Linked DNA regions of Homo sapiens: regions 2 and 3 are each linked to region 1. A link is a loop called in an ENCODE intact Hi-C map of the cell type or tissue named here. Cell type or tissue: PC-9. All regions are shown on one strand. Links, peaks and the distances in the headings refer to the core of each region. The heading gives the core; the rest is flanking DNA.

Region 1 (10,439 bases), core at 4,352-6,851:
TTTGCTGAGAATGATGGCTTCCAGCTTCATCCATGTCCCTGCAAAGGGCACGAACTCATTCTTTTTTATGGCTTCATAGGATTCCATGATGTATATGTGCCACATTTTCTTTATCCAGTATATCACTGATAGGCATTTGGGTTGGTTCCAAGTCTTTGCTATCGTAAATAGTGCTGCAATAAACATACATGTGCATGTGTCTTCATAGTAGAATGATTTATACTTCTTTGGGTATATACCCAGTAATGAGATTGCTGAGTCAAATGGTATTTCTGGTTATAGATCAGCAACATGCTTTTCAAAATGTGACAACATAGGTGCAACTACACTAGAAGAAACTATGAAGTAGTCTGAGGCTTGCACCTACTTGCAGTGCATAGGTTTGTATTTAAATGAAGACAATATTCAAATTCATGCTGTAAATACCTTCTTCTATATTGGCATTTTGGAATATGGTCTAAATAATTATATTCTTATATATCACCATGAATATGATAATGTAAAATGCAGAGATATGGGTGTATTTCATTAGCAACTCAAACACAAGAAGAAGCTTCATATTTCTAGGAAAAGTTTTGTATTAACATTTGATTAAATACTTTATATTTTAATGCAAAGCAGAATTGGCTTCTAGGCTCAGATAATAATAAATAGTTTTTTTCCCATGCACGAGGGGAACATTTGAAAGCTGTGTGTACATTTCAGGTTGGGACTGCTCTGTACATAACAAGACATCAACCATCCCTGGCCAGGTCCATCAGATGCCAGCATCACTTTTCTGTCTCAAATTTTTGTGGGAGCCATAGTTGTTCCTTCATAATTTTCCAAACACTTCTATACTCAGATGTCTAGAACTGCTTTTCTATTCTTGCCTTCTTAATCTACAGATGTAAGTCGAGTCCTTGAGAGGTTAAATCCTTTCTTCAATATCACAGTTGTTGATATTGAACACAGTAGCCAGAATTAGGATTAGGTACATGGATTTATTGGTCCTTTATTTAATTAGTTTTAAAGCCTTTATAAAATCTCTATAATGGCTTAAACCCTTCTATCCAGGCTTCATCCACTTTGTTTTCTTATATCCTGTAGTTTTTCTTTAAGGTCAAACCTGCATACTCGCCATCCCCAAAACATATCCATTTGCTACTACTTGGTATTGTTTTTCACAGTTTCTATGCTGAAAGTATCCACTTTGATCATCTTTTTTCAAATATACTCTCTTCCATGAAGGATTTCTTTACACCCAAACCTGAAATGATCTCTCCCTCTGGGGCAGGAGTCCCCAATCCTGGGGCTGTCCATGGCCTGTTAGGAACCAGGGGATACAGCAGGAAGTGAGTGGCAGGTAACCCCGAGAAGCTTCATCTGTATTTACAGCCGCTCCCCATCGCTGGCACTACTGCCTGAGCTCCACCTCCTGTCAGATCAGCAGCAGCATTAGATTCCCACAGGAGGACAAACCCTTATTGTGAACTGCGCATGCGTGGGATCTAGGTTGCAAGCTCCTTATGAGAATCTAATATCTGATGATCTGTCACTGTCTCCCATCATCTCCAGATGGGACCATCTAGTTGCAGGAAAACAAGCTCATGGACCTCACTGCTTCTGTTATGGTGAGTTGTATAATTATTTCATTATATACTACAATGTAATAGTAATAGAAATAAAGTGCCCAATAAATGTAATGCACTTGAATCATCCTGAAATCATCCCCCTCCTCAGTCCATGGGAAAATTGTCTTCCATTGAAACTGGTCTCTGGTGCCAAAAAGGTTGGAGACCACTGCTCTAGGTAACTTCCATAGGAGTTCTTGACAAGCAGCTTGCCCTGTCACTCATTGACCTTCACTATTTGGGGAGTGTGTCCACCTTATAAGTACCTCGATGGCAGAAACTAGACCCCATCCTTCGTTGTCTTCTGCTTACCACTAATCACCACTATATAATACATAGTAGGTACTTAGGATTAGTTCTCAGTTTTTACTGTTAGATCTCTGCAGTGCCTACAATCTTCAACAAGAGGGGAACAGATAATTGAAGTTAATTTATCTTACCCATCTCAGACAGAGGCAAAGCACAGCTTCAAGCAACATGGCCATGCTGGGGAACATCTGGGAAAGAACAACAGAGACAACGGTCTGGCTTGCAGCAGTCAGGAAATGAAGTGGTTCATTCCTAGCAACGGACCATTTTGTATTTTGGAGGCAGAGATATAAACAATGACAAGCTCTGTTAAAAGCAGCTGTAGTCACAAATCTCCCAACAAGCTTCATATGTGCAAACTACAGGAAGGACTCCTGGTACCATATTGGGCTTCTCAGTCACACACAGAGAGTGGAGCAATCACTGTCAGTAGTGTCATCTTTGAATACAATGCAGAACAAAGTGTTCATGTTCCACTTGCCATGTGCGTGAAGGTGGAAGAGAAATGGGGTAGGGTCACTGACACCAGTTGGTCATTTTTTTAGGCTGTTTTATTAACTCTCTGCAAAATCTGAACAAAAATTTTATCCTTAAACACAACTTTTTAAATTTTAAGTAGAAAACAGACTTCAAATTAAATCTACACCCATTTTATAGATAATCTCTACCTTTGGGTTTTATTTTTTCTGAGTGTTCACTGATTGGTTGTCAGGTTGTTTTGGTTATCGCCTTCTCATCTGAACATTTTATTGTGAAAGTGCAACATGTGAAATCTAGCATGATGTATTAGACCTATAAGTAATCAGGGAAGAATTTAGTTAAGCTGATGGATTCTTTGGAAATATGCATAAATATTTACAAATTATAGAGTTAAATCCAACTTTTTTTTTGCTAAATGAAATATATCCCTTTTTTTGTAAATGAGAAACATCAAACTCTGGAAGGCAGTAAGAAAGCAAAGAATAGAACACTGGGAAAATTGATTCGTAATCCCAGTTACAAGATAATTGCATGTAATTTTCATAACTCCCTCTAACAGCTTTTTAGATTTACATGTCTAAAATGTGTATGTGTGTGTTTTTTACAGTTGTAAGTAATTTTGGTAGGAATTTTGATGATTAGCTCTGCATCTGGACAAGGAGATTTAAAGTCAATTCTTTCTTAAATGTTAAAGACACTATTCATCGTATTTCTGGCTTTTTGCATTTGCAATTCACGGCTCATAATACAAAATTTTCAAGCAGTTGAATTCATAACCTATTTTCTTTCTCATCCTAGAGTTTGCCTCAATACAAAGAAATGAAATCAGAGACTATATGTTGGCAGTATAAGCAGTGACTAACCAGTAGAAGTGATCACCTTTAGACTAGTCCACAGACCAGAACGCTCATTATTCAGTGCTTGTGTGGTTTGGTTAAACAGCAAATTCTACTTGGAGGAGATACTTTTAATTTAGAAGAGATTATTTCAAATAATTATCTTTGTTTATTATATAAGCTTTAGCTAGTGTTTTACATTCACTGACCAAGCATCAAAACACTAGAGAAAATGACACAAAAGGTGAGTCAGTTAAATTTGGAGAATGTTGGAAGAAGAAACATTATTTCAAGAGTATGGAGGATGACCTAAAGAAATAATAAAAAATGATTTTCTGGAATTATTTCTAGAAGTTAAAGGTGAAGCATCATTGATAATGGTGCTTTTCATTTTATCAGTGGAAATACAGTAATTATTTGGGGGGATTCATCTCTACTCCTGAGTGTCGGTTAGCTGGGGGTACACATGGAGCATTAAATGGTGTCCTACGTAGTCATCACAAGCCACAGTACCTGTCCTGTCACACAGAGGGGTCTGTAAAGGGGTGACAACACAGAGGTTTCCCTTGATGAATGATGAAGAATCCTTTCTCAAGATAGGTACAAATTAGTTGGACCCAATTGATTGAATCAGTTGATTTTATAAAATTGGGCGGACACTAGGTATCATTCTTTTTTCAAAAGCAATTGGCTGGGCGCGGTGGCTCACGCCTATAATCCCAGGACTTTGTGAGGTGGAGGCGGGTGAATCACGAGGTCAAACGATCGAGATCATCCTGGCCAATATGGGGACACCCCGTCTCTACTAAAAATACAGAAATTACCCGGGAGTGGTGGCACACGCCTGTAGTCCAAGCTACTCTGGAGGCTGAGGCAGGAGAATCGCTTGAACCCGGGAGGCGGAGGTTGCGGCGAGCTGAGATCGCGCCACTGCACTCCAGCCTGGCGACGACAGAGTGAGACTCCGTCTCAAAAAAAACAAAACAAAACAACAACAACAAACACAAATAATGTTTTTGACCTGAAATAACTACTTATTTTAGTCAATATAGGCAAACTATGAGCATATTCAGATGAAGACTCAGAATTGGGAGGGTGGGTTTTGAAGGGAGCATCTACCGCGGAGATGGATTCCCACGAATTTGGAGCTGCACTGTCTCTTTGCAATGAGGTCCTGTACCTATGTATGGGCTTGGGCTTACTTTCAAGAGTGACATGTTCACATTACAGAGAAAAGTGTCATACAAGAATAATATGTGGAATGAAGAAGAACAAAAAAAGTGTCAATTCTCACTTATTTACCAATCATGTTAGCCAGAGCAAAAGAATTTGGCATACCACACTCCTCCTCTGACCTAGATTAGAGATATCCATCTTAAAAAAATAAGGGGACAGAAAATATATTGAGAAGGGTTAGTGATAACACTTTTCTATTAAAAAAAAAAATCACCTGTGTCAATCTCCGTGACCATACAATGCAATGGAACTCTCCCAAGAATCCCAGGCTCAGAGCCCTTTAAAGAGCTCCAGGCAGGCTGGGCGCGGTGGCTCACGCCTGTCATCCCAGCACTTTGGGAGGCCGAGGCGGGTGGGTCACGAGGTCACGAGATCGACACCATCCTGGCCAACACGGTGAAGCCCCATCTCTGCTAAAAATACAAAAATTAGCGGGGCGTGGTGGTGGGCGCCTGTAGTCCAGCTACTCGGGAGGCTGAGGCAGGAGAATGGCGTGAACCCAGAAGGGCGGAGCTTGCAGTGAGCTGAGATCGCGCCACTGCACTCCAGCCCGGGTGACAAAGCGAGACTCTCTCTCAAAAAAAAAAAAAAAAAAAAAAAAAAAAAAAGCTCCAGGCAGAGACAGAATTCCCAAGCCCTGCTCCAGGTGAGTCACCAATGTGGAACGAGGAAGTATCCTATGGAGAAATTCAGCCTTCTCATTAGGATGGAGAAGCCTACCTGTGGTTTCAACCCCAGCTACCTTTCAGCTTCATGTCTAACACACAATTCAATACCTGCCTCTCAAACTGAATTCATCTCTTCTTCTCCCACACACTCTGGGGTTTCCTGCCTTCCCCTACCCTTGCATTCAAAATGTACTCATCCTTTAAGACTTACCTCAAATGACTCCTCTTACAGGAAGGGTTCCTCCATCGATTCCAGCTAAATTCGTCATTCTCTTTTCAACATTTTCACACTTCACACACTGACTAAGTGTACAGACATTTCAGGGAAGGAAGGAGGAGGAAAGAAAGTTTTATCAAATATTCAACACTTTTACCAGTACTTAAAAATAACATTTATTGCTTCTTTGTACTAGGTTAGTAATGCATATTTAATGAAAATAAAAACGACAGTACTTCTATGAATACTTTGGCAAAAATCCTTCCATTACTTTTATTTATTGTAGGAGAGTGAGTATGTATGTGTAGATACATAACACTTGAAAAAAATGAAATCATATAAATTGTTTTTAAATGGTTTATTATTTATTTATATATAGACTATGTAGTTCCACACCTTTAATCGAAAATTTCCAATGGCTACCCAGTATTTCACTGTATGGAGATAACAGTTTATTTAATGCCTTATCCTGGGACATTTCAGTTTTTTCCAGTTTTTGCTATTATAAACATTCTTATTGCAAAAGTATTTTTATACATCTATTCAAAAATATTTATTAGGCACCTTTTTTTCTTAGGCATATGTGATAGGCATTCCATTATTGTTTTTCTCTGGATAAATTAATAGAATTTTAAAAATCTGGGTCAAAATGTATGAATACATTGAAGTATTGATTTTTCCAATGTCCTCTTCAAATTGAATATATATTTATTTTCACACCTTTGCCAATGTGTTGGGGGAAACCATTTGCTTTTACTTGATTTCCAGTGGGATTTTATACTTAAAAGTGTGTTTTGGCCATTTTACTTCTTTTTTATTCTTCTTTTGTGAATTAACAGTCCTTACCCTTTATATATATAAAATATAAGGCCAGACACAGAGGCTCAGGTCTGTCATCCCAGCACATTGGGAGAATGAGGATTGCTTGAGCCCGGGAGTTGCAGACTAGCCTGGGCTAGATGGTAAGATCTCAGTCTCTGAAAATAATTTAAAAATTTATTTTAAATTTAGTCCTAGCTACTGGGGAACTGAAGCAAGAGGATCCCTTGAGGCCAGAAGTTTGAGGCTATAGTGAGCTATGATCATGCCACTGCACTGCAACCTGTGGAACAAAGTGAGGCCCCATCTCTTAAAAAATAAATAAAATAAAATAACAGATGCTCATCTGTCTCTTATTGATTTGGAAAACTTTAAAAATATTAAACAGACTACTTTGTGAGGCTGAGGCGGGCAGATCACGAGCTCAGGAGATTAAGACCATCCTGGCTAACACAGTGAAACCCCGTTTCTACTAAAAAATACAAAGAAATTAGCCGGGCATGGTGGCAGGAGCCTGTAGTCCCAGCTACTCTGGAGACCGAAGCAGGAGAATGGCGTGAACCCAGGAGGCAGAGCTTGCAGTGAGCTGAGATCACGCCATTGCACTCCAGCCTGGGGGAAAGAGCAAGACTCCATCTCAAAAAAAAAAAAAAAAAAAAAAAAAAAAAAAATTAAACAGACTACTTGCCTATCGCTGTATTGAAAATATTACCCTCAATGTTTTTCTTGTTTGCTTACTTTTTTTGTTAACAGATTTAAAAAATAACTTTTATGAAGTCAAATCTGTCAGTCTTTCCTTTCTATCTTTTGCCTTTAGTGCCACATATGAAAAATTATTCTATACACTCCCAGCTCTATACATTGATATTTTTGAAAAATTTTTACCTTTATGATTGTGGTGATTTTTCACTGTGTCAACTTAGCTCCTTGCAAGTACATTTAACAGAATTCCATCCCCTGCATAGTTCCAAGTTTGCCTGAGCCAGAAGAGACATTTTGTGTGAGATTTGGAAGATGAAAGTAAAGGAGGGATATTTGCCTGTATGCTCAAAAGTTTGGCTCAGGGTCAGCAGGCGCTGTTGCAGCTTAGGCATGTTGTCAACCACCTGCTACTCCACCTGGTTGGTCCTGCCAGGTTCTCCTCCATCTTCTTCAACTCTGGGGCCGGGTGGGTGTTTAGAGCTATCAGATGAGACCTGGCATCTCCTGAAGGACCCCTGCACCACTGCATTTGGAGGTCTGGGGTTAAGTTAAATTCAAAAATTAATTACAGGAGAATAAATATCTTTAATATAATGTTTATAATTAGTAACATAGGATATTGTTTCATTTATTCAATTCTTTGACATATCATTTTCTTAATATAGTTCCTTCATATTAAAAAATTAATACAAGTAATTTATATATGTTTTGTTATTTCTAGTGGAATCTTCTACTAACATATATGTACATATATGGGTATGTATGTGTGTGTATACATGTATATACTTCTACTAACATATATATGTACATATATGTGTGTGTGTGTGCGTACTGAGGGACAAAGTTGTCCGTCAGTATCCATGGGGGATTTGTTCCAGAACTCCTGCAGATACCAAAATCTGTGGATACTGAAGTTCTTTATATTTGTTTATAACTTAATGCACATCCTCCTGTACACTTTAAATCATCTCTAGATTACTTATAATACATAATACAGTATAAACTCTATATAAATAGTTATGTTTTTATTTATGTAATTATCTTTTATTGCTGTATTATTTTTTGTGTGGGCATGTGATTTTTTTGGAATATTTTGTGTCCCTAGTTGGTTGAACCCATGGATGCTAAACCCTCAGATGCAGAAGGCTGAAAGTGTATATATTTCAATTACATCCATAGGTATACAAGAGCACTAATGTTTTTTTCTTGGTATATTTAGCTCACAATCAGCCACCTTTCTGAAATTTCTTTGTTCTAGTAGTTTTTTTGGGGGAGCGGTTTGATAGAGAGGTGCAAATAATGATACTTTGTATTTTCTTTTACAATATTTGTCAATCTCTTTATTTTTTACACTTTCGTTACAATTTCAAATATCTAAGCAATTCTAATCTGTTTGACGTCTTTTTTTTTTTTTTTTTTTTTTTTTTGACAAGAGTCTCGCTCTGTGCCCATGCTGGAGCGCAGTGACGCGACGTCGGCTCACTGCAAGCTCCGCCTCCCGGGTTCAAGCGATTCTCCTGCCTCAGCCTCCCGAGTAGCTGGGACTACAGGAACATGCCACCACGCCCGGCTAATTTTTTGTATTTTCAGTAGAGATGGGGTTTCACCGTATTAGCCAGGATGGTCTCAATCTCCTGACCTCGTGATCCGCCAGCCTTGGCCTCTCAAAGTGCTGACATTACAGGTGTGAGCCACCGCACCCAGCCTGTTTGAGATTTTTAGCAGTGTGTTTTTACTTAATTAGCTGGTATGGATAAGATAATAAGCATTGCTTTCTGGTGAAGTAGAATTGGTGCCAAGCAGTGTTTTTCTAGGAGGCTCGACCAATTAGTAGTTGTAATTAAAGCTGAATATAGTTATATAATACTTGAATTTTCTAATCCTTTGCATTTGAAAATATGTGCACAGAAGTGCGCATGTGTATGTGTGTGTGTGTGCGCACACACACACACAGCTGAATCTCCAGAAACCCTAAGTAGGTTTCTCCCCTGCCTCTCACCCTCAGCACAGCTAGGTCACCTTCTTCTTCTGCATCAAAACCTGGTTCCAAGACCCCAAGGACCAGCGGGCCAGGTTCTTCTCTCACCTGAGAGAAAAAGTCAGCATTTGCAAATGATTAAAATATTAAAGTATTATATAATTAGATAATTAACAACATAACAACTATTTACATAGAGTTTACATTGTATTAGGCACAATGAAATCTACACCATGTAACAGGCATCATGAAGCAATGATGGAAAATAAATCGACATAAATGAAATCTCAGCTGAATTTCTCTTGGGTGAAAAAAGAGCCTGGTGCCCTGGTCCTTGGGGTCTTGGAACCAGGTTTTGATGCAGGAGAAGAAGGTGACCTAGCCCCTCTGAGGGTGAGAGGCAGGGGAGAAACTGACTTAGGGTTTCTGGAGATTCGGCTGTGTGTGTGTGTGTGTGTGTGTTCACTCATGCGTAGATGTTGACAGTGGACAGACGGGAGTGAGCCTCCTGTTAATTGCAAAATAATAGATCGTGTTACATGTCTCTCCCTCCCCTTCCCTTTGCTCTCTCCGTGTCACCTTGTAGTCAGCATAGGAACAGCTTGGGTGGTAATTAGGCTGTCTCTGCCCACATTAGGAGTTGCTGCAGGGGGAGCCTAGCTATTGTATAACACTTGTTTAGATTTCTCCACTGTGGGATTTCTGGCTGAAGCCTTCTAATGGACAAGCAATGAACTCTCTTGGGAAGATATCTTTTTTCCTGCCACTACCACAGCTGGGGTGTGGTTTTCATTCTGTTCTCCAAAAATGACTGTCACTCAGACAACCTCTATATCCAAAGCCAAAGCTCACTAGCCTAGGCCTTTCTCATAAAAAGGATGGAAATTTTTCACTGAAGCACTTTTTTTTTTTTACACCCAAAGTCATTGACTCCTGTCAGGTTATAGTGTCACCCTCAGCCCCTCTTAGCCTCAGAGGACCTGGGAATGAGCAGGATGTGATTTCTTTGCATTTTCTGGTCCAAATTATTGAATAATAAGTGTATGAGAAAAGACTTTCGCTAGGTGATTAAATTCCCTTACATGCTTTGCCTGTATTCATTGGTTTGGGGAAATAATGGTAGAATTTATTTTAAAAACTTTCAAAAATAGATTGGAAAATTATGCAAGAAAATTCTCCTGTGGTTTTATTTTGTATAAATTGTGAACAGCTGCGTCTGACTCTCAGTGTCATTGTGAACTGGTCACAGATTTTTTTTGGAGTTACTCAAGAATTTGGTGGCAAGAATCAGTCCAAATATTCATATGACATAGAGTTTAGTTCTTCCAACACCCAGTTCAGACAGATGTTTCTTCACCTGTGTTCTTCTCACCTCTAGGTCCTCAGTTTTATAGAAACCCTTAACTTCTTATGCTAAAGGAAAGTAACGGAAAAAGTGACAAAGATGGTGATGCTAATCCAGAGGAATGGGTGACTGGCAAATGTTATGCTTCAGATATTAGGGAGAGTTCAGGGAGAAGCATGTTAGGGACAGGGGCTTTCTTGGGCCACTAAATTGGACAGCGTGGATTGCTGCCCATA
Region 2 (10,439 bases), core at 3,039-5,538, 110 kb after region 1:
GTCTTATAAAAAGCTCAACCCTCCAACATGTTCCAAAGTGAAAAAGTAACTATTTTAAAGAAAGTTTCCATGAGAGCTACAAGAGCCTATGGCTTACATTTCCTTATAAGTTTTAGATTTCCCTATCCTCTCACATTTTGCCTGGCATATAAATTAAAAAATAGTCCGCTATTCACAACTCTCCTCCTCAGTTCATGCCCGCTTTTAAAATTAAAAAACTATAAAACAATAACCATATAACTCCCATGATGTAAAAGAAACCAGAAATTCATCTCAGTCATACCTCATAGCTCTCCAGTTTATCAGGATCTTCAACCTATTGACCTCCGTGTTTTGTCACCATCTATTGACCCATCTGACTTGCCTTCTGTTCCCCAGAGCCTGATGTCCAGGTTACATCATTTTCATGTGGCAGTAATAACCTTGTCTTTGCTCAGACACTGGTTCCTCAGGGTCGCATGCTCTGACATGCAAAGCCCAGAGGTTGAAATGAGAATGGAGGGCAGGGAGCACATTTTGCAATCTTCCCCCTTTCTCTTCTCCTCTGTCTAGGAGTACTTGGGAAAGCCCTATATAAACACAACATTAGAACAAGTCTAGTTTTGTATTTTGCATCTTATTGCCCCAGAAGGTACTGAAATGCTTTAGAAACTAAAATATACTCAGACAAAAACTGTCCTCAAGGCTGCCTTTCCCTCTTAGACTATCTCAAATCTGCAACTTCAGGTTTGGAAGGTATCATGGAACTCTATTGCACAGTCAGTCATGTAGTACCCAGAAGCAGAGGAATTCTCACCACCTGCTATGGAAACACCTTCCAGCTGCCACAGCATGCCAGAGCCAAACCAGTAATAGGAAGATGGGCATCATCTCAATGCTCATAGCACACACTCGGAGATCACTTATTCATTGCATTGTCTTCACACCTTACAAGTTCTTGTACATAGGTCATCCCAAGGACTATAAGGCATCTTCATTGTTCTGGGCAGGTGCAGATGGTTTGGTGACATGAACTTAGACAAGGTTAAACAGCAAAGAAGGTGCAGCCTGTGTCTGCGGCTCTCAGTTCAGGATGATGCTGTGGACCATGGGCTCTGAGGTCTGTAATAGATCTCAGTGGTGTTCCTTCCCTCACTAACCCACCTCAATTCAGTCAGTCCCTAACTCCCTGTGCCATCAGCACTCCACAGCCAGTTGGAACAGATTGTTCAGACCCACTTATTGGTTGTTTTTGTGATTTCTGAGTCATTTCTCCAACTACATTATAAACTCTGAGGCCCTGTCCCTGGATGGCCTTATCTCCCCACAGGACTTCAATTTCCACATGTGGCCATTCCAATATATGTGCCCAAATGCATGTCAGTCATCAGCACGTGGATGTCCCACAAGGCTCTCAAAGGCAATGTTCAAAACAGAACTTACCATTGCTTCTAATCTTCAGGCCCTGACTCTACTCCCCCATTTGCTATCTTAGGGAACAGCATTCAGACCAGAAACCTGGTTGTCGTGTTGGGTTCTCTGACTCACTCCCCATAGCCATAAGTCATTGACACTCTTATTGCCTTAATAATTCTTCACTCAGTGTCTTTCTTTCTACTCATGTTGATAGGACCGAGGAACTCATTATCTCTTGTCTGAGTTGCTGCAGCAGCCTTCCAGCGACTTCTCACATCCTTCTCTTGATTTCCCAAACCAAGCAACACGTTGGTGGGATATTTTTCTAAAACAGAAATCTGATTATGCAACTCCTACTTAAAATAATTCAATGATTTCTTCTTCACCTACCGCCATCATTCACAGACAAGAAGCTCCAGGAGGACCATGGTGCATCTTCTTAAAGATTAATTTATTTGAAGGTAAATAATTCAAAGTCTACTAAAATTGATATAATATAGAGTAGGTTACAAAATTCACATTTGTTTTTAAACCTGGAAGCTCCAGAAATTTTAACATGAGCTACAACCATTTCAGGTGATGTTCCTCTATCTTCAGAGGATAAATACTTGCTCACAATTGCTGTTAGGAGTAATATGATTTAAAAAGGGATAATGAATGGATAAGATCCAAATTCCTTAACATGGTTTATAAAGTTTATTTTGATCTAGCCCTCCTTGTCTTCTCAGCTTCATAAGTGTCTTCTTAGGCCTCACCCAAGCACTAATCTGACTAACTCCTAGTTGTCATTACCTCTCAGGCATGGCTTCATCAGAAAATCTTCCTTCTTTCCCTCCTTTCCCAATCTGGTTTTAGACTTCCCTTCTCTACAATCCACCAGCATCCTGGGCCTACTTCTATCATAGCCCCTTCCACATTGCTTTGATGTTGTGGTTTTCTTATGTGATTCTTCCATTAGACTGTAAGCACCCTAAAGGTAGGTGTCATAGAGCTTTGAAAGTTCAGTGCCTAAGATAGTATAGCATACATGGTAGGTGTTCAGTGAAGCTTATGATTAGTTGAATAATCACCCTCCACAGAGCACAACACAGGTGTTCAATAGATGTTTAATTTAACAATTGATAATCAGAAAATAGACATTTCTCATTAACTCTTTCCCTTTCCTTTTGAGCATTCATAATGTTCCACCACTAATTCTTAAAACCCAAGTTCCCACCCTCTAATCACAAACTCCTGTTGCGAGGGGGGATTGCTGAAGGGAGTCTGATAGGACACAGATCAGTGCATCTGCAAATTGATCCTTCTCAGTACCAAGTGGGCTTCTTTGTCATCTGACAACCTTTTAAATTGTCCTTTTCCCTCAGTGGATATTTCAAATATTCACCACTGTCATTGATTCCATTAACATTTCAGTATGAAGTTCACTCTCTAATTCATAGTTTATCCTCAACTTTTGCCCTCCATTTAAAACACTGACAGATTCATCTTTATCTTGTGTGTTCTTCTGTTTTCTTTTTCTTTTATGGGGAAAGTTATCCTCTTCTCTTCAAGAGCTTGCCCTCCAGGCTCTAGGTGCCAATAATCACCTGACAGCAAATTCCACGAATGCTTCGCCTTGTGTATTGTAAGTGGCCATCTGTTGCATTTGACATCATTACTGATCTTTTTGTAAGTGGAAGTCCCCTTGGTTTGAGTGATAGATTATCTTACTCTTCAACTTCTTTGTCCTTTGTGCACTGTTTTCTAGAGTTCCATCCTTTACTGTTCTTTCATTACCCATATTCTCTCAATAGAGAGAATTAGATCCTTCTACTCTGAAGGATTTAATTGCAAGTGATATACTAATATTGGCCAGATTTGTATACTCTGCCATACAGCTCCTAGACATCTCAACCTAGAAGCTTTATGGAGATTTCAAACTCAAAAATCAATAGCTTATCATCTTTATCTCATCTTTCTTCTTCTAATACCCTTAAAGTTCTCTTTGTCTTCTGTTTCCTCTCTGGGTAAATTGGCAGCATCATCAAGTTGCCCAAGTCAGAAACCTGGGAACCATCTCACAACATCCCTTTTTAATGTTGATGAAGAGCTCTTGACAATTCTTCCTCCTAATCTAATCTCAGTTTTTCCCACCCTCTTTAATCCAGCTGTCAATGCTCCTGCCTGGTCCTCACCAGCTCTCACATGCTGTGTTACAGCAGACCCTAATTGTCCCCCTTTCAGGCCTCACCTCTCCCAACCCACAGTTTTTACGGCTGCCAGTGTTGGTTCTCTGAGTCAGCCCAGATATTGCTTCCTGTAGAAACTCTCGCAACACCATCCCCTGGGCAGATATAGCTGCTTTCTCCAGTATGAATCTGAGACCTGGTACAGCATAAAGTTCTCCTGTAATCTTTTACTCTGTTGCATTCTTTCATTTTCTGTTTCTTTCATTTTCTCTCTTCCACTTAATTGCAAGCTCTTTGATTACAGAAGTTGTATCTTTCTGAATTGCTTAATAAATATTTATTGAATGAAATGTTTATTGAGTGAATTCTTCCAATTCTTTGCCTTTTTCCACTTAATTTCACTGTTATTGTTTTTTATTTAGAGGTAGAAGAGTGTAGCATTTATAAGTTCAGGTTCTGCAGTGAGACTTTCTGAGTTCAAATCCCAGCTCCTCCTTAACTTTGCAAGCTCTCTCATTTTTCTGTGCCCAGTTTCCTGATCTAGAAACTGGAGATAATAATAGTAACATTTTCCAGGAAATTATGAGGACTAAGTGAATTAACATGTAAACATTTGAATTTCAGACTATTGCCTGACACACATTAAGCCCTTAGATGTTACTTTTATTATTGTCATATTTTTTCTTTTTTCATCTCTTCTTCTTTCCTTCCTTTTTCCCCATTCTTTTTGTTTGTTTGGCATTCAATTTTCTTCCTTCTTCTCCTATTACTCTCATATTTACTAACAGCTCATAATGTCCCAGCCACAGAGAAGGTCCTGCTATGAGGAGTCACACAAACAAATACCTCTGTAAGGTCATGTTGATGTGACATTTAGAGATGGAGTAAACAGTTGCATTGTGGCAGTGGTCATGCTCAGGAATTTGACTGCAACACAGCCCTCTATAGCATGGAATGCAGAATAATCTCACTCCAGGACCCCGTCCAAGGCAGGGTGGAGCATTTCTAGGATATTATTTGTGTTATGACTCCAGGCATGGGACTACTGCAGGCTTCATGGCTGTTTCTTTGTGGTCAATATCATCTGATGGATCCATTTCAGAACCTTGCTCTGAGCTGGTCTTTCCTGGTGGAGAAGGAGGGCTCCAGACTGGATTTGGGGAGCACATGATTTTAACCCTCAAAGGGAAATTTCTCTGGAAGTCTGACTGCTACTTCTTCCAATATTTTGAAAAGAATAAAAATGGAAAGACTATACCACCAGACTTTATGCAAATATGTGATTGTTTATGGCCAATGTTATATGGACACGTCAAAATGGTCTATCTGTGTGGGTGCATGAGTTCATTTTCAGTAATATGAACATCTAGAAAAGTTTAGGTGTGTGTGTTTGTGTGTCTGTTTGCTGTAGAAAGAAACCACAAGGGCAGTTCAAAAATATGCTTAGCCTTTTTTATAGAATTAATCTAACCCAAATTTAGAGGAGAAAGACTCAAAGATTAACCAACATGAAAATACTTAATTGGGCAAATTTGGGCAAAGGCTTTTGTTTTTATGTTTTTATGATTAGTTTTTGTCACAGGATAATAATTGGATTAGGTCATTAAGAAGCCCCGACACACTAAATTATGTAGCCTAGTGCCTTACACATAGTGGATACTTGGTAATTACTTGAGGGATGAATGAATAAGCAAGGAAATGGATTCCTCAGTTTAAATGATGTGTACCAAATTGCCTAGATAAGTTTTCTGGAGGAAGATACTTATGAATACATCAGCCAAGATAATTGGAATGAAAGTAAAAGGCTAGGATAAAAATATTTAAGGGGAAAAGTGAGTTGTGGCAACGAATTTAGAAATATAAATTCAGTTACTATTGGCCTAGTGACACTTGAAAGCCATTTGTAAGATTACTTTTTGTGGCAAATTAGTGGAGACAAAGAATAATTTACAAATGAAAACATGTTAGGAATGAAATGTAATTTTAAGCCTGAAATACTTGCTTGTCCTCCACAGCCACATCTGCCTCAAGATCAAGTCCTTCATAGCTAATGAAAACCAGAAAACAAGAGAAAAACTTAAAACTGAGATTTCTTTAACTATTGTTCACTGAGCATACATTTAGATAAGGCCTTGTGCTTAGTGCTTCAAAGACTTGAGAAATCCAGATCTTGATTTCAATAAATTTATTCTCTAAAGAAGAAAGAAATTGAGTAAACAAATTAATATTGACACAAGAAAGATTATAAGACAAGGAAGTTTTTGGTATTTTCTTGTTTTTGTTTTTGTTTTTTTAGTTATATCAGTAAGGATTCAACCAGAGAAACAACATCAGTAGGAGATACTAAGAGATTTATTGCAAGGAATTGACTTGTGCAATTCTTGGTGATGTCAAAGCAAGTCTGAAATCCACAGGACAAACCAAGAAAGGCAAGCTGAGAGTCCTGAGCATAATTTCAGGTTGCTATCTACAGGCAGAATTTCTTTTTCCTTAAGGAAGCCCCAGTTCTGATCCTAAGGCCTTTGACTGATTGATTCAGGCTCACACTGACTATCTGGGATAATCTCCCTGCATAACATCAACTGATTATTGACTTTAAGCACATCTACAAAATACCTTCATCGCAACAGCTAGATTGTGATTGAAGTTTGATTGAATAATGGGGACTATAGCCTAGCCAGGTTGCAAGGTAAAACTGACCACCACAGTCCACATCTTGCCAATTTTACATCCATACACATCTTCTGGAACCATACTTAATCTCCAAATAAAAATAATGGCAAAATCATACTTCCATCTAATATGATACAACTATCTTCCATGCCACCAAAACCACACTAACGCTTTCCTCAGAAGAGGATGCAAAGTCTTGGGTACTGTTCACTTTTCTCCTTGATATTCTATAATGTAAATATTGTGATATAAAGTTAACTATTATTAATACAGCCTATGTTAGATGAAAAGGGGATAAGAGAGGAAAGAACACAAAAATATTTGCTAAATATATATACAAACATTCATAATAAGAAAAAAATCTGTAACTATTATAGTCCTTATTTTTGCAGCTGATCATTAGCCATAATTGATATTTATAACTATGTTCTTCCACTATTCATTCTGTATTCCTTTTGCCTTCAACAAGCACCTCAACTGCTTATTTTTTATTACCTGCAGGGATGTCCCAGATCTTCATTTCTGAAGGATCTGGACCATTAGCAGTTTTGCTACAGTTGAGTTGTTGTAGTTTTCCATTAACTTTAATCACGGGGCATGAGGATTAGGAGACTCCCTGAAGGATCTACTGTATTCTCTACATACTCCAACTTATCTGTGTTCTGTAGAAAGATCCCAATTGGTAGTCAATATCAATAACACAAACCAGTATAGAAACTTCCTTCTTTGCCTGTTGCTTCAGAGACATGAGGAGCCCAAAGTGGCCAGGTGGTTCTTTCAACTTTCAATTCAATGGAATCACTGTTGTGTCTCCTGCTAGAAACATTCCTTCCTTTAGAACTCTAGACCAGCAGAGCCCAAGGTCAGCAAACATTTTGCTGGTAGATCAAAAAGGATAATAGTGATTAGAGCTACTCCCATTTCTACTCCTTGATTCTCAGACCCATGAATTTTGGCTATGGGAGAAAAAATACCACACGTTGGATACCGATTTAGAGCATATATGGCCTCCTGCCCCAACCTCACAAGGCATTACCACCTAGCTGGCATTGCAACTGTATCTTCAAAAGGCTATATGCCATCTGTCACCCCAACTGCTTCAGGATGATAGGGTATAATGGTAAGACCAGTGAACTCCATGAGCACGGGACCGTTGCGGCCCTTGATAAGAAGCACTGCTTTGTACAATGTCATGATTGTGGATAAGACATTCCGTACGTTTCAACAGAAGGATTATATACAAGAAAAGCAAACCTATATGCAGAATAAGTGACTTTTTCTAAAAGAACAAAGTGCTTTCCCTTTTATGATGAAAGTGGTCCAACATAATCTGTCACCAAGTAGCTGGCTGATCAACCTGCAGGATTGCGGCAGTGTTGGTTTCTTCTGCTGGCAGATTGGGCACTCAGCAATAGCAATAGCTTAGTCAGCCTGGTGAGTAGAATCCATATTGCTGAGCCCATGCATAATCTCTGTTTCTAGCACCATGGCTACTTTGTTCATAATCCACTGGGTGATGAAAGGTGTGTCTAAGAAAGATGCTGAGTGGTATCCACAGAATCAGTATTTACTTGATTATTAAAATCCTCTGCTGCTGAGGTCACCTTTTGGTGAGCAATCACATGGGCCACACGTATATTCACATTCTTTGTCCATCCAGAGAGGTCTATCTATTCATATACTTCCCCCCACCCAGAAATTCTTGTCAACAATTTTCCAGTCATGTTTTTTTCCAGGACTCTGATCATCCATCCAAACCCCTGGCAATTACTCCTTTCAAGCAAAATAAACAATCAGGTGCACTGCTTGATGTTCTGCCCACTGCAAGGAAATCCCTTCACCACTGTCCTTCAGGAGTATTCAAGAAAGGGGCTGTAGTGCTGCATTTGTCTATTTCCAGGTGGTACTTAGCTGATATGTTTCAATGATTGTGTTTCCTCAAAAATTCATGTTGGAATTTAATCCTCAATGCAGTAGTATTAAAAAGTGTAGCCACTGGGAGGTGATTTAATCATGAGGGCTCTGCACTTATGAATGGGATTAAGTTGAAATGAGCACACGCACACACACACAAGCATTTCATACTTATTGGTATATATGAGATATATATATATATGTATATGTGTGTGTGTGTGTATATATATATATATATATATATATATATATATATATATATATATATCTCCTATTAATTCTGTCCCTCTAGAGAACCCTGACTAATACAGCTTGCAACAATCTTTCAAGGTATTTATTGTGACCCCCCACTTAATAGATGAGGAAACTGTGACTCACATAGCTGGTAAATTGCAGATTCAACATTGGAATTAACATCTGCCTGCCTCCAAATCCTTTGCTTCTTACCTTATAGCATGTTGTTATATTTGGAAATACCTATTACTTTCAATAGCTTTTGACAAATAAATGGCTTTTATATATTTATAACCTATTGAGACAAATAGAGAAATTTATACATCAGATAAACTGATCTCTACAGCTAAATCATGTGAGATAAAACCAAAAGTACTTTTCTAGTGTACAAAAATATTAAGAAGGCTTGGCTTGGTGGCTCATGCCTGTTATCCCAGCACTTTGGGAGGCAGAGGCAGGTGGATCACCTGAGCTCAGGAGTTTGAGACCAGCCTGGGCAAGATGGTAAAACCCATCTTTACAAAAAGCATGAAATTAGCTGGGATGGTGGTGCACACCTCTACTCTCTGCTGCTCTGGAGGCTAAACTGAGTATCAGGTGATACTCTGGAAGATCACCTGAGCCCAGGGAGGTGGAGGCTATAGTGAGCCATGATCGGGCCACTGCACTCCAGGCTGGATGACAAAGCAAGACCCTATCTTGAAGAAAACAAAAAAGAAAAAATCTTTTTGTTTTTTAAAATGTTAGAATTGTTGGAAGACATAGTCCTTTGTTTGCCCTTTGTTTGAATTGCTTTGGCATAGGACACAGTGCGACATAATAAATACATTTCACAAAGTAAATTTATTTCCCTCAAGATTCATATGTCGACACAGTACATGCAAATAAGTAGCACAGAGCCCATTGGGAATTCTAAGAAAATCATATTGCCTAGTGCATGATAGACACCTATGAGGCAAATGGAAAATAACAGCATTTTTAAAATGTAACTTTCAGTAGGAAAATAATGGAAATAAAAATTAAACTATACAGTTCACCATACAAAAAGAATTTTAAGTGAGGGTAAGTAAAGTGCAGTGAAATAATGTGGAAAATAACTATAAACCTTTAAAACACTTATAATAAATAAATGTTATCTGAATTAAACTGACAAGTTTTAATGAGGCATATGTAATTTATTCGTGTCTTGATGAGGCCATAATTTTATCCAAAGCTCGTATCCAAATTTTTTTTCTTCATAATGAAAATAGAGTAGCACACATACCAAAAAAATCATTTGAAAGATGCTATAATTTAATCCAGAAAGATAGTGAAGGCCCATGTCCATTTTGGGGAGCTTGTGTTTTTTTACATAACATGGTTTGCAACAAAAAGCTGGCTGTGGAATAGCACTTTATTCCATAAGCAGCCAATATATTTGCTAAAATGTTTGTTCTTTTGGTCCTAATCACATTGCAATCTTTTGGGACGATTTCAATAATAATAATTGCAACAATTAATAATATCCAACTGGAAAAAAATTTCATGACTGAGTTGCACAGTGATGTCCTATAGAAACTTTATGGGGTACATGTTCTACATTTTGATGTTTTTCATGCAAAAGAGCTCATTCTCCTGATGCACTGCCTAAATAGTTCGTGGGTGGTATTGAAGACTCTGGTCAAAGGGCATAATACAAATACAAATCTTGTTTAATGCAAAGAAAGGAAAAATTACACAAGATGAGAGTACAGATTAATTTCAACAATATACACTTTCACAGAATGTGCCCATTTGCGATTACCTGAGCTGGTAATTGATAAACTAAATCCCCGTTACAATTCATTGCCTCTCCAAAACGATTTGTAGTGTTATATTTTTACAAATTATACTTTAGTCTTTTATTTTTAAATTCTATACACCAAATGATGGAATCCATGAAATTTAGAACCTCGAAGATATTCCAAAGTATTTGACCTTTCTCTTGCCTTTTACTTGGAAGAGTGTTGGTACGTTGATAAAGTGAATGCCATCGTTTCATTAAACAAGTATTTGTGAGAGATACTTTTTCAGATA
Region 3 (10,439 bases), core at 5,051-7,550, 140 kb after region 1:
ATCTTCAATCTCTAATATCTTTTCTTCCAGTTGATCAATTTGGCTATTGATACTTGTATATGCTTCACAAGGTTCTCATGCTGAGTTTTTCAGCTCCATCAGGTCATTTATGTTCTTCTCTAAACTGGCAATTCCAGTTAGCAATTCCTCTAACCTTTTCTCAAGGTTTTTAGCTTCCTTGCATTGGGTTAGAATGTGCTCCTTTAGCTCAGAGGAGTTTGTTATTACTCATCTTCTAAAGCCTGTCAATTCGTCCAACTCATTCTCCATTCAGTTTTGTTCTCTTTCTGGCAAGGAACTGTGATCCTTTGGAGGAGAAGAGGTGTTCTGGTTTTTGGAATTTTCAGCCGTTTTGCACTGGTTTTTCCTCATTTTGTGGATTTATCTACCTTTGGTCTTTTATGCTGGTGACCATCGGATGGGGTTTCTGTGTGGACATCCTTTTTGTTAATGTTGATGCTATTCCTTTCTGTTTGTTAGTTTTTCTTCTAACAGTCAGGCCTCTCTGCTGCAGGTCTGCTGGAGTTTGCTGGAGTTCCACTCTAGATCCTGTTTGCGTCAGTATCACCAGCAGAGGCTCCAGAACAGCAAAGATTGCTGCCTGTTCCTTTCTCTGGAAGCTTCATCCCAGAGAGGCACCTGCCAGATGCCAGCCGGAGCTCTCCTATATGAGGTGTCTGTCAATCCCTGCTGGGAGGTGTCTCCCAGTCAGGAAGCACAGGGGTCAAGGACCAACTGAGTCCCTTAGCAGAGCTCGAGGGCTGTGCTGAGAGATCCGCTGCTCTCTTCAGAGCTAGCAGACAGCAATGTTTAAGTCTGCTGAAGCTGCACCCACAGCCACCCCTTCCCCCAGGTGCTCTGTTACAGGGAGATGGAAGTTTTATCTATAAGCCCCTGACTGAGGCTGCTGCCTGTCTTTCAGAGATGCCCTGCTCAGAGAGGCAGTCTGGCTACAGAGGCTTTGCCAAGCTTTGGTGGGCTCAGCATAGTCCAAACTTCCTGGTGGCTTGGTTTACACTGTGAGGGGAAAACCGCCTACTCAAGCCTCACTGATGGCAGACACCCCTCGCCCCACCAAGCTGAAGCATCCCAGGTCGCATTCAGACTGCTGTGCTGGTAGCGAGAATTTCAAACCAGTGGATCTTAGCTTGTTGGGATCTGTGGGTGTGGGATCTGCTGAACTAGCCCATTTGGCTCCCTGGATTCAGCCCCCTTTCCAGGGGAGTGATCGGTGCTCTTTCGCTGGCTTTCCATGTGCCACTGGGGTATGAAAAAAACTCCTGCAGCTTGCTCAGTGTCTGCTCAAATGGCCGCCCAGTTTTGTGCTTGAAACCCAGGGTCCCTGGTGGTACAGGCACCTGAGGGAATCTCCTGGTCTGTGGGTTGCAAAGACTGTGGGAAAAGCGTAGTATCTGGGCTGGATACTACCATTCCACATAGCACAGTCCCTCAGGGCTTCCCTTGGCTAGGGGAGAGAGTTCCCCAACCGCTTGTGCTTCCCGGGTGAGGCAATGCCCCACCCTGCTTCGGCCCACCCTCCGTGGGCTGCACCCACTGTCTAACCAGTCCCAGTGAGATGAGCTGGGTAACTCAGTTGGAAATGCAGAAATCACCCGCCTTCTGCATTGATCTTGCCTGGAGCTAGAGACTGGAGCTGTTCCTATTCAGTCATCTTCCCAGTCACCCCAGGGATGCTTTTCTAGATCATTTCTAAAGGCATTGGTAGCTTCATCCAGGTTTGGACATTCATTCGTTCATTCAGCAAATATTTATGATATATCTCTTGTGTCCTATACATGCTCATTTCTAAGCCCTGGAGATAAGATAGTAAACAAGATAAACATTTATCCTGGGGGATTTTTGAAAAAGACCAGAATGGAGATAGTCTGCTTCCTATTGCCAATTTTATCATTAACAGGATGTTTAACTTGCAATCAATTACCTACTGTGGGCCTTAGTGTCTGTATTTGAAAAAAAGAAAAAAGCTACAGATTAGGATGTTTCTTTCCACTTTAAAATTCTCTGATCTTATATTCCTTTCATGTTTTCCACACTCCAGGAGAAAAGCACAAATAAAAACAAAACCAAAAGAAACCAGTATGTCTGCTGCCCTTAATGAGCAGTCTTCCTTTATCAAAATGTATTCAAATAGCCTGAAAAGAAACTTGACTCAGTCCGAAGTAAAAATTCAGACAGAGAGACAAAGGATTCAAACCACATTTAAAAAAATTAGCAGCAATAAACGTTTGTAGGACGAATGAAGAAGGAATGAATCTACCATTTATGTGTTGAAAAAGTAATAGCTGTAGAACTTGTAAGGCTCTTCCTAAAGCTGTTTCACAGATGTGATTACCATAAAGAAGCAATGTACTGCTGGTTTTACAAAGTACACAGAAACAGGAACATAAAAGCACTTAAAAATATTTTCAGAATTAGGAAAAGATAAAGTATGTACTTTTCCACTTCATTCTAGTTGTGGACCTTTTGCATACGACAAAAGGCTGCAATCCAGCCCACTTTCTGGATAAGCTTTTCTTCTTCTACTTTGTTTTCACACACCAGTGCCTGCCCTCAGGCTATATAGTTTCCCAGGCACAATTACACTTATTCCAAGACAAGTTTCCTGTGAATTTGAAGGGTAAAGTTTAACCTTCAGGTGTCTCAAACGCTCACTCTATTTTTTAATCTTCGTGTCAGAAATGTAAAGAGATCATGACAAATTAATTCTTACATGTATTCCTCAGCTTATACTGGGAGATGTTACATATCTTTCCAAAGTCTAAGAACTCAGGCCAAGTACAAATGGGTCAGTTTCCTATAATGTCATATAAGATTTATGGGAGCCAGACTCTGTCTATCTGAAATGGAATAAAATAAACTTTCCATCGTGAATCCACCTTAAATACCTTAGGGGATAATTTTGTATTATCAACTATCACACAGGTATATGTTTCAGCAAAAGCTGCCTCATACTCTTGGGGTTAGATAATATTTGACTTTTTTTCTTCTGTTCTCCTGTGGCTTACGCAGATAGCTAGCTCAGGGGTTGGCCCTGTGGCAGAGTGGAAGAGAGATCATTTTCTGGTTCGTGTTTCAAAAAGCCTAAGCTCATCTGAAAACTCACAGGGCTTGCAGAGGAAGAAGCATGGAGGAGGGTTGCAGCCATGTTAGGGGCTTGCAGGGCTTCCAGAGGAAGGAGCATGCAGAGGGCTTCCAGAGAAAGGAGCATGGAGAGGGTTGCAGCAGTGTTAGGAGCTTATAAAGGAGGTGGGGCTCCAGCATGGTGTTATCAGCCTCAGCAAAGACCCCTTGCCTTAAGGATGATGCAGCAGCAGAGCCCAGCCATCTCCATGACAACACAGCATAGAGGAATCTGCTTACAACTCAGATGTTCTGCTGTTCTGCTCATCTATGATAAGAAGTAGGTGAAGCCAATCAAAGGCTTCCTAAAGGAAATGGCTATTTTTATTTTAAATTCCAAAGGAGGTGAGAAACTAATATGCACAAAGGCACAGAGGTGAGAACCAGAACAACCTGCAAAGTATTTCCAAATTCACTGGAGATGGCTGGAGAGGAGACAGAATAACGGATGCTGAGCAGAGAGATCATGAAAGGGAGGAACTAGTCATTAATTAGCTTGAAAAGACTGGTTATGACCCAAGGGGTTGACCAAAGACTGAGGTGATGAAAACTCTTCCTGTTGAAGAACTATGTCTGTTGCATTTGGGTGAATGGAGATGATTTGGGAGGAAGTTGGAGATGATTCTAGGGAGATAACCACAACAATTCAGGTGTGAGGTGGGAAAGGCAGAGCAGAGTGGGGTTTTAAGACAGAATTAACAGGCTGCAGTCATGTTGGATTGGGGGCATTGGCAAAAAAAAAAAAAACGCTTTAAAATGACTAACCAACCAGGAGTCTGTTGCTTGGGGTAGGTAATCTTGGTGCTATGGGAGGTAACAGCACATTTATAGGAGATGAGAAGGGAGAGAGGGTGAGAGGAGGTGGAAACAAAGTGGATAACTGTAAAGAAAAGTGAAAATGAAGACCATAGTTTCACTAATTATACGATATGCAAAAAGTTAGGTATAATATTTTTATGATCAGAATATCCAGTGTCTTAGTTATTTAAACCATATCTTACTGATGAGGAAACTGAGGGCTAGGGAGACTGAGGCTACTTCATCCAAGACTGTTCAGCTGGTGGTTGGAGAATGGGCACCCAAAGCCTGTGTCCTCGCTGTCCATTAGGCCCCACCATACTGTGGCACTCTTGGCTCCATCCTGCTGCCCCATGCTGCCTTTCCTGCTCACTGTATTTGTTCATGAGGGTCTTTCCCCCAAAGTTTCTGCTAAACTTTGCATTACATTTCTCTAGTGCATCAAAGAAAGGCTGGCTATCAGGACCTGTGATATTTAGGCCTTTTTCTAAGTTATGTCTACTTTCATTCAGAAATGTTCTTTGCACATCCACTCTATGCCAGGCAATGCTTTGATACAGCAATGGAAGAAGGTGTCCCAACTCAGGGAGCTAACAATCTAGTGGGAAGAGACAGACAGTAAACAATAAATAAAATGTCAGGTAGTGACAATTGCCATGATGAATAGAATAGGGTAAATGGAAAATGAATAATCAGACGGGTGATCAGGGAGAGCCATTCTAATAAGGTGACATATGGAAGGAACCCAAATGCAAGGAGAGAAGGACTTGTGTGGATAAGTGGGAGAATAACCTAGGAACAAAGAGCGTAGCAAAGTTCTGAAAGTGGGAATGTCCTTGGTATGTTGGAGGCTGACGGGACTGCAGCAGGCTGAGCAAGGGGAAAGAGAGAATGAGGTCAGAGAATTGGCATGGACACAGACCCCATGAGGCTTGTAGGTTATGGCCTTTGGCTTCTGTTGTGAGTGAAAAGAAAAACCATTAGAAGGTTTAAAGTAAAGGAGTAACAATCTGGTTTATAATTTCAACCTGGTTTATAATTTATAGGAATCACTCTGATTGCTGTATGGGGAAGAGATTGTAAGGGGGCATGGATCAAAGCAGAGACACCAACAAGGAGGTCTTTGCACTAGCCTAAGTGAGAAATGATTATGGTGTGGTCTAGGGTGACAGGCATCACACATGGTTAGCATTGGGGCACAATTTGAAGGTAGAGTCAACAGAATTGCTGATAGATTAGATGGAAGCCTGAGGACTCACAAAACACTTTAGCCATGATAATTTATTTTCTAATTTATGAGTGAGAAAGACTTGGGAGGCACAGGTTTAGTGGGAATTAGGAGGGAGAGATAAATAATGACTCATGTAAGGGATGTTTCAAGTCTGAGATGCCTTTAAGAAAGAAAAGTAACCCCTGACATCAGGGAACTGTCCTGGTACCAGCTAGCTAGGCCTTGGTGTGTGTTCCTGAGAGTCTTGACTGGAAGGTTTTGACAACCTTTAGATATTCCAGTAGAAATATGGCAAAGGTCATAGCCTATATCAGAGAGAGGATCAAGGCTAAAGATAGAAATTTGGTGTTCATCTGTGTACTTAAAGCCTCGGCACTGGCTTTGTAAGCCATTTCCTGATAGTAGATAGAAGAGAAGATGATGGAGGACTAATTCTGGGGTGCTTAGTATTTGCAAGTTAGGGGGACGATGAGAAAGATCCAGCAAAAGAGATTAAGAAAGTCTAAAGTAATAATGACTAAAGTAGAAGGAAAACTGAGAGAAAGAAGAATATAAGAGAAGCCAAGTAAAAAAAAAGAAAAGAAAAGTATTTCAAGACACAGAGAGTGAGTAACTGTGAAATGTGAGTGGTCAAGTAATCTAAGGATGGAAATTCATTTGGAATGTGGAGGTCACTGGTGACCAGAGGAACACAGTTTTGGTGGAGTGATTGGGATGAAAGCTGGCTTAGAGTGGCTTCAAAAGAGAATGTAAAGAAAGGAATGTAAAGACAGTAGTATAAATAACTCCTTTGAAGAATTTTGTTGCAAAGTGGGGAGGGGGGAGGTGGAGCAATAGCTGGAAAGGAATATGGGGATATGAGGCAAAAGGAGGTGTTTTTGTTTGTTTAAGATGGTGAATATAGCATGCTTGTGTGCTAATGTGAATGACTTAACAGAAAGGGATTAACAAATGACGCAGGACAAAGGGTACACTGGGGTGAGTCACAGGATGGGATTCAGAACACAAGTTCATCCATCACAGAAGGGCAAACAGAATGTGAGGTCCAGCCACACCAAGGTTGGCTGATAGACATGTGGGTTCAAGCACGTGAGTGTTGACTCATAACCCTTCTGACAGCTTCTGTGAGTATTTCTGAGGGAAATAAGGAAGGTGACCACTTGAATGAGGGCAGGAAAGAGAGCACAGGAAATTTGAGAAAGGAGAAATGGTTGTGAAATAACTCTAGGAGAGTGGGAGAGTCTTCCCATTGATCTTCCTTCTCTTCAAGTCCCCCATCTTAGCAAATAAGGAATCTTAGAATGGATGACAATATTATAAGCAGTCTTTCATTAAAAAAATATAACTCTCTCTCTATATGCCATATAGTATATATACAGTTGACCATTGAACACAGATTTGAACTATGTGGGTCCACTTATATGTGGATTTCTTTCCTATAAATATTTTGAACAAATTTTTGGAGATTTGCAACAACTTGAAAAAGCTCACAGATGGACCTAATAGCCTAGAACTATTGAAAAAATTAAGAAAACATTAGATGTGTTATGAACACATAAAAAACATGTAGATACTAGTCTATTTTATCATTTATGACCATAAAATATACATGAATATAAGATATCTTAAAATTTATCAAAACGTAGGCACACAAACACTTACAGACCACCTATGGCACCATTTGCAGTCAAGAGAAATGTAAAGTTGCAGTATTAAATCATAACTGCATAAAACTAGCCATACTACATACTGTACTGCTGTAATAATTCTGTAGCCTCCTCCTGCTGCTATTGCAGTGAGCTTGAGTGTTGCGAGTATCTGCTTAAAATGCCAAGTGACCAAAAAACGCACATCATCTCCTCATTTCCACTGAGCAGTTTGCCTCTCCAGTAAATTGCATTTTGCAGTACAAAGTGATCTGTCAGGCTTCTCTTGTATTTGTCATCGTGTTTAGTGTGATACCGTAAACCATGAATAACAGCATGGAACCGACACGAAGCGCCATTAGTGACGCTTGGAGTACTCCCAAGAAGCAAAGTCATGACATCACAAGAAAAAGTTGAATTGCCTTATATAGACTGTAGATTCAGGTCTGCAACTGCGGTTGCTGCCATTTCAAACAGACAATTCATCTTGTCAACAGACAACCTAAACTTGTGGAATCAATAAATGTAGTATAGTGCTATATATGCATTTTCTCTTATGATTTTCTTAACACTTTCTTTTCTCTAGCTTATTTTATTTTAAGAATACAGTATCTAACATATATAACATACAAAATATGTGCTGATCAACTGTTTATGTTATTGGAAAGGCATCTGGTAAGCAGTAGACTATCAGCAGTTAAGTTTTTGGGAAGTCAAAATTTATGTGTGGATTTTCAACTACACGGGTCAGTGCCCCAATCCTCATGTTGTTAAAGGGCCAACTGTATATAAACCATATACATATATGTAGTTTCAATTATATGGTGTATGTGTATATATATGTATATAGATACACATACATAAATAGAAAATTTGGTATTATTAAATGATACTTATTTGAAAAAATATTAAATTAAGGAATAAAATAATGCCTGCACATATTGTAAAAACTAATTGAATTTCAGGGTATGTATTATGACTTTATTTGAGATCTTTATGATTTACTACTTGTTTTACCCAGAAACCTTGAAAGTTACATCATCTAGATCAGTGGTTCTCAAATTTGAGTGTGCATCAGAATCACTCAGAGGGTTTGTTAACATAGGTATTGCTGGGCTGCACCCCCAGAAATTCTAAGTATGTCGGGGGTGGAGCCTGAGAATCTACATTTCCGGTATGTTTCCAGATGCCACTGCTGGACAAGGGACCACACTGTGAATCGCTGATCTAGAGTCAAGGGATCTTGTTGGTTTTCCTGTGTGTGAAGAGCAAAAGGGACCTGGGAGAGACATGAAAAAGGTGGATAGGTCTCCACAGGACACAAGAAATAAAAGAACATACTTATGTGTCACAGTTTGTTGGGACCTAGACTAGCTTCAATCTTCATTTCTTCCTTTTTTTTTTTTGAGATGGAGTCTCACTCTGTAGCCTAGGGTGGAGTGCAGTGGCCTGCAACCTCTGCCTCCCCAGTTCAAGTGATGCTCCTGTCTCAGCCTCCCAAGTAGCCAGGAATACAGGCCTGCACCACCACGCCTGGCTAATTTTTTGTATTTTTAGCAGAGACAGGGTTTCACCATGTTGGCCAGGCTGGTCTCGAACTCCTGATCTCAGGTGATCCGCCCTCCTTGGCCTCCCAAAGTGCTGGGATTACAGGCGTGAGCCACCGCGACCGGCCTCAATCTTCATTTCTTACTTTAGTCTCCAACTACTGCACTTCCCATCAGCCCTGCAAGAAGAAATTTCTAAATAGATTAGACTCTAGAACTAAGATAGGATTGCATTCTGCTAGAAAATAAACTCTGTTAATTATAAAGCCTTTTCTCTTTCTATTTTTGAGGTAGTTCCTAGTATTTATGAATCTCCAGCCTAAAATAGAAAATGCTGCTTTGATAGAGAAAGTAGTCAACCTTTTAGCAGCTTGTGCCAGCTTCCACCTTGTGTAGGGCCTTGATTCCAGTTTTCTTAAGGGAATGCAGGCAGTGGCCTTACATTCCCTCATCACCTACTCTTCTCTTTTGTCCCTGCTTGCCAACTGAGGCCTAAGAGGCCCCTTGAGACTGGCCAAATCCATTTGTTAGGAGTCCATGCAGTAAACATGCCACTGATCTCAGCCCATTAGTAGAGCTTCTGCCAAAGGGCCATCTGCACCACAGCTCCGCTGGGCTTCTTGCTTCAGTTTCCTCCAGATCTTTACGTTTTGTTTATAGTCATGTACACAGTTCCCACATAATAAATGTCGACTAATAACTTGACCAACATCAACAGTAACACAAATGTGGATGTTCTGTAATTTTAACACATAAAATGGGAACTGAGAAAAGGTGGGCTATTTCATATGCAGTATCAAGCATCTGTAATGTAGATCAAATCACAAGGTAATTTATTTTATAAATTTCTTACATGGCAAAAATTCCCACAGGTAATAGGCATTCATTATAGTTATCAAAGCAAACAAAAAAGAATTAAAGTACCTGTAATGCCATCACCTATACATAGATACAGTTGTGGGTTTGGCAACTAATCTTTCACACAAACACACACACATGCATGTGTGCATGCCATGCACAACACATATATGATAGAACTAGACATGTTTTTTTTGACCTGTTTTATTTATTTATATTTTTACTTAATACATTATGAATAGGCTGGGCACAGTGGGTCATGCCTATAATCCTAGCACTTTGGGAGCTCGAGACAGGCAGATTGCTTGAGCCCAGGAGTTTGACACCAGCCTGGGCAACATGGTGAAACTCCATTTCCACAAAAAAGAGAAAAAATTAGCCAGGCATGATGGTGTGCACCTGTAGTCTCAGCTACTCAGGAGGCTGAGATGGGAGGATCACCTACCTGAGCCTGGGAGGTCGAGGGAAACTGGGTGACAGAGTGAGACTATATATACATAGTAAACATCATTCCACATCATTAATCTCATAAATTTCTGCGTAAGTATTCCAACATCTGGATGAACCAGTTTATTTGTAAGTTAACCAGTCCTCTATTGGCGAATATTTCCTCCCAATTTCTTACTTTTATCATAGTGCCACATTCTTTTAACAGTGTTGTATATAACTTCAGTCCATCTTTAGTAAGTTCTTTAAGACAAATTTTTAGAACTTTCATCTTGAAGATATTAATGCATATTACCAAATGACCTTCCAGAAATCTCACTCTGGAAGAAACGTTGTTTCTATGTGTGGAAGAATGAAACTGGATCCCTACCTTATACCACATACAGAAATCAACTCAAAGACGGATTAAAGACTTAAATGTAAAACCTAAAACTATAAAAATCCTGGCAGATGACCTAGAAAATACTGTTGTTAACACAGAACCTGGCAAATATTTCATGACGAAGATGCCAAAAGCAATTGCAACAAAAGCAAAAATTGACAGATGGGATCTGATTAAACTAAAGAGCTTCTGCAGAGCAAAATAAACTATCAGCAAACAACCTACAGAATGGAAGAAAACATTTGCAAACTGTGCATCCAACAAAGGTCTAATATCCAGAATCTATAAGGAACTTAAACAAATTTACAAGCAGAAAACCACCCCATTAAAATATGGGCAAAGGACACGAACAGACACTTTTCGTAAGAAGATTAAATGCAGCCAACAGG

Evidence for each region. Peaks named below come from ENCODE experiments on the same cell type or tissue, not always from the same donor. Only the 100,000 strongest peaks of a DNase experiment are listed, where the experiment ranks them.
Region 2: it touches region 1 in a loop (3-fold over the local background); 3 of 110 quality-filtered maps call a loop at or near these places.
Region 3: a loop joins it to region 1, with 3 times the contacts of the local background. A loop is called at or near these places in 2 of 110 quality-filtered maps.

What each region holds. Positions count from the first base shown.
Region 1 is chr6:133,740,660-133,751,098 of GRCh38, reverse strand. The region is part of intron 4 of TARID (TCF21 antisense RNA inducing promoter demethylation); the gene reads left to right. It overlaps LOC124901402 (a long non-coding RNA gene), which reads right to left and starts at 2,165. Exons shown (of 3, transcript XR_007059772.1): 1 at 2,054-2,165. In PC-9, for the core only: no CTCF peak of the experiment used is centred there; DNase peaks (open chromatin) are centred at 4,538, 5,148 and 5,398; H3K4me3 peaks cover 1,326 bases; H3K27ac peaks cover 2,410 bases.
Region 2 is chr6:133,625,677-133,636,115 of GRCh38, reverse strand. The region is part of intron 4 of TARID (TCF21 antisense RNA inducing promoter demethylation); the gene reads left to right. Among named protein-coding and RNA genes, the nearest start is that of EYA4-AS2, 170 kb to the right of the region's middle. In PC-9, for the core only: a CTCF peak has its summit at 4,591; a DNase peak (open chromatin) is centred at 4,435; H3K27ac peaks cover 894 bases.
Region 3 is chr6:133,605,556-133,615,994 of GRCh38, reverse strand. The region is part of intron 4 of TARID (TCF21 antisense RNA inducing promoter demethylation); the gene reads left to right. Among named protein-coding and RNA genes, the nearest start is that of EYA4-AS2, 150 kb to the right of the region's middle. In PC-9, for the core only: no CTCF peak of the experiment used is centred there; a DNase peak (open chromatin) is centred at 6,194; H3K27ac peaks cover 2,206 bases.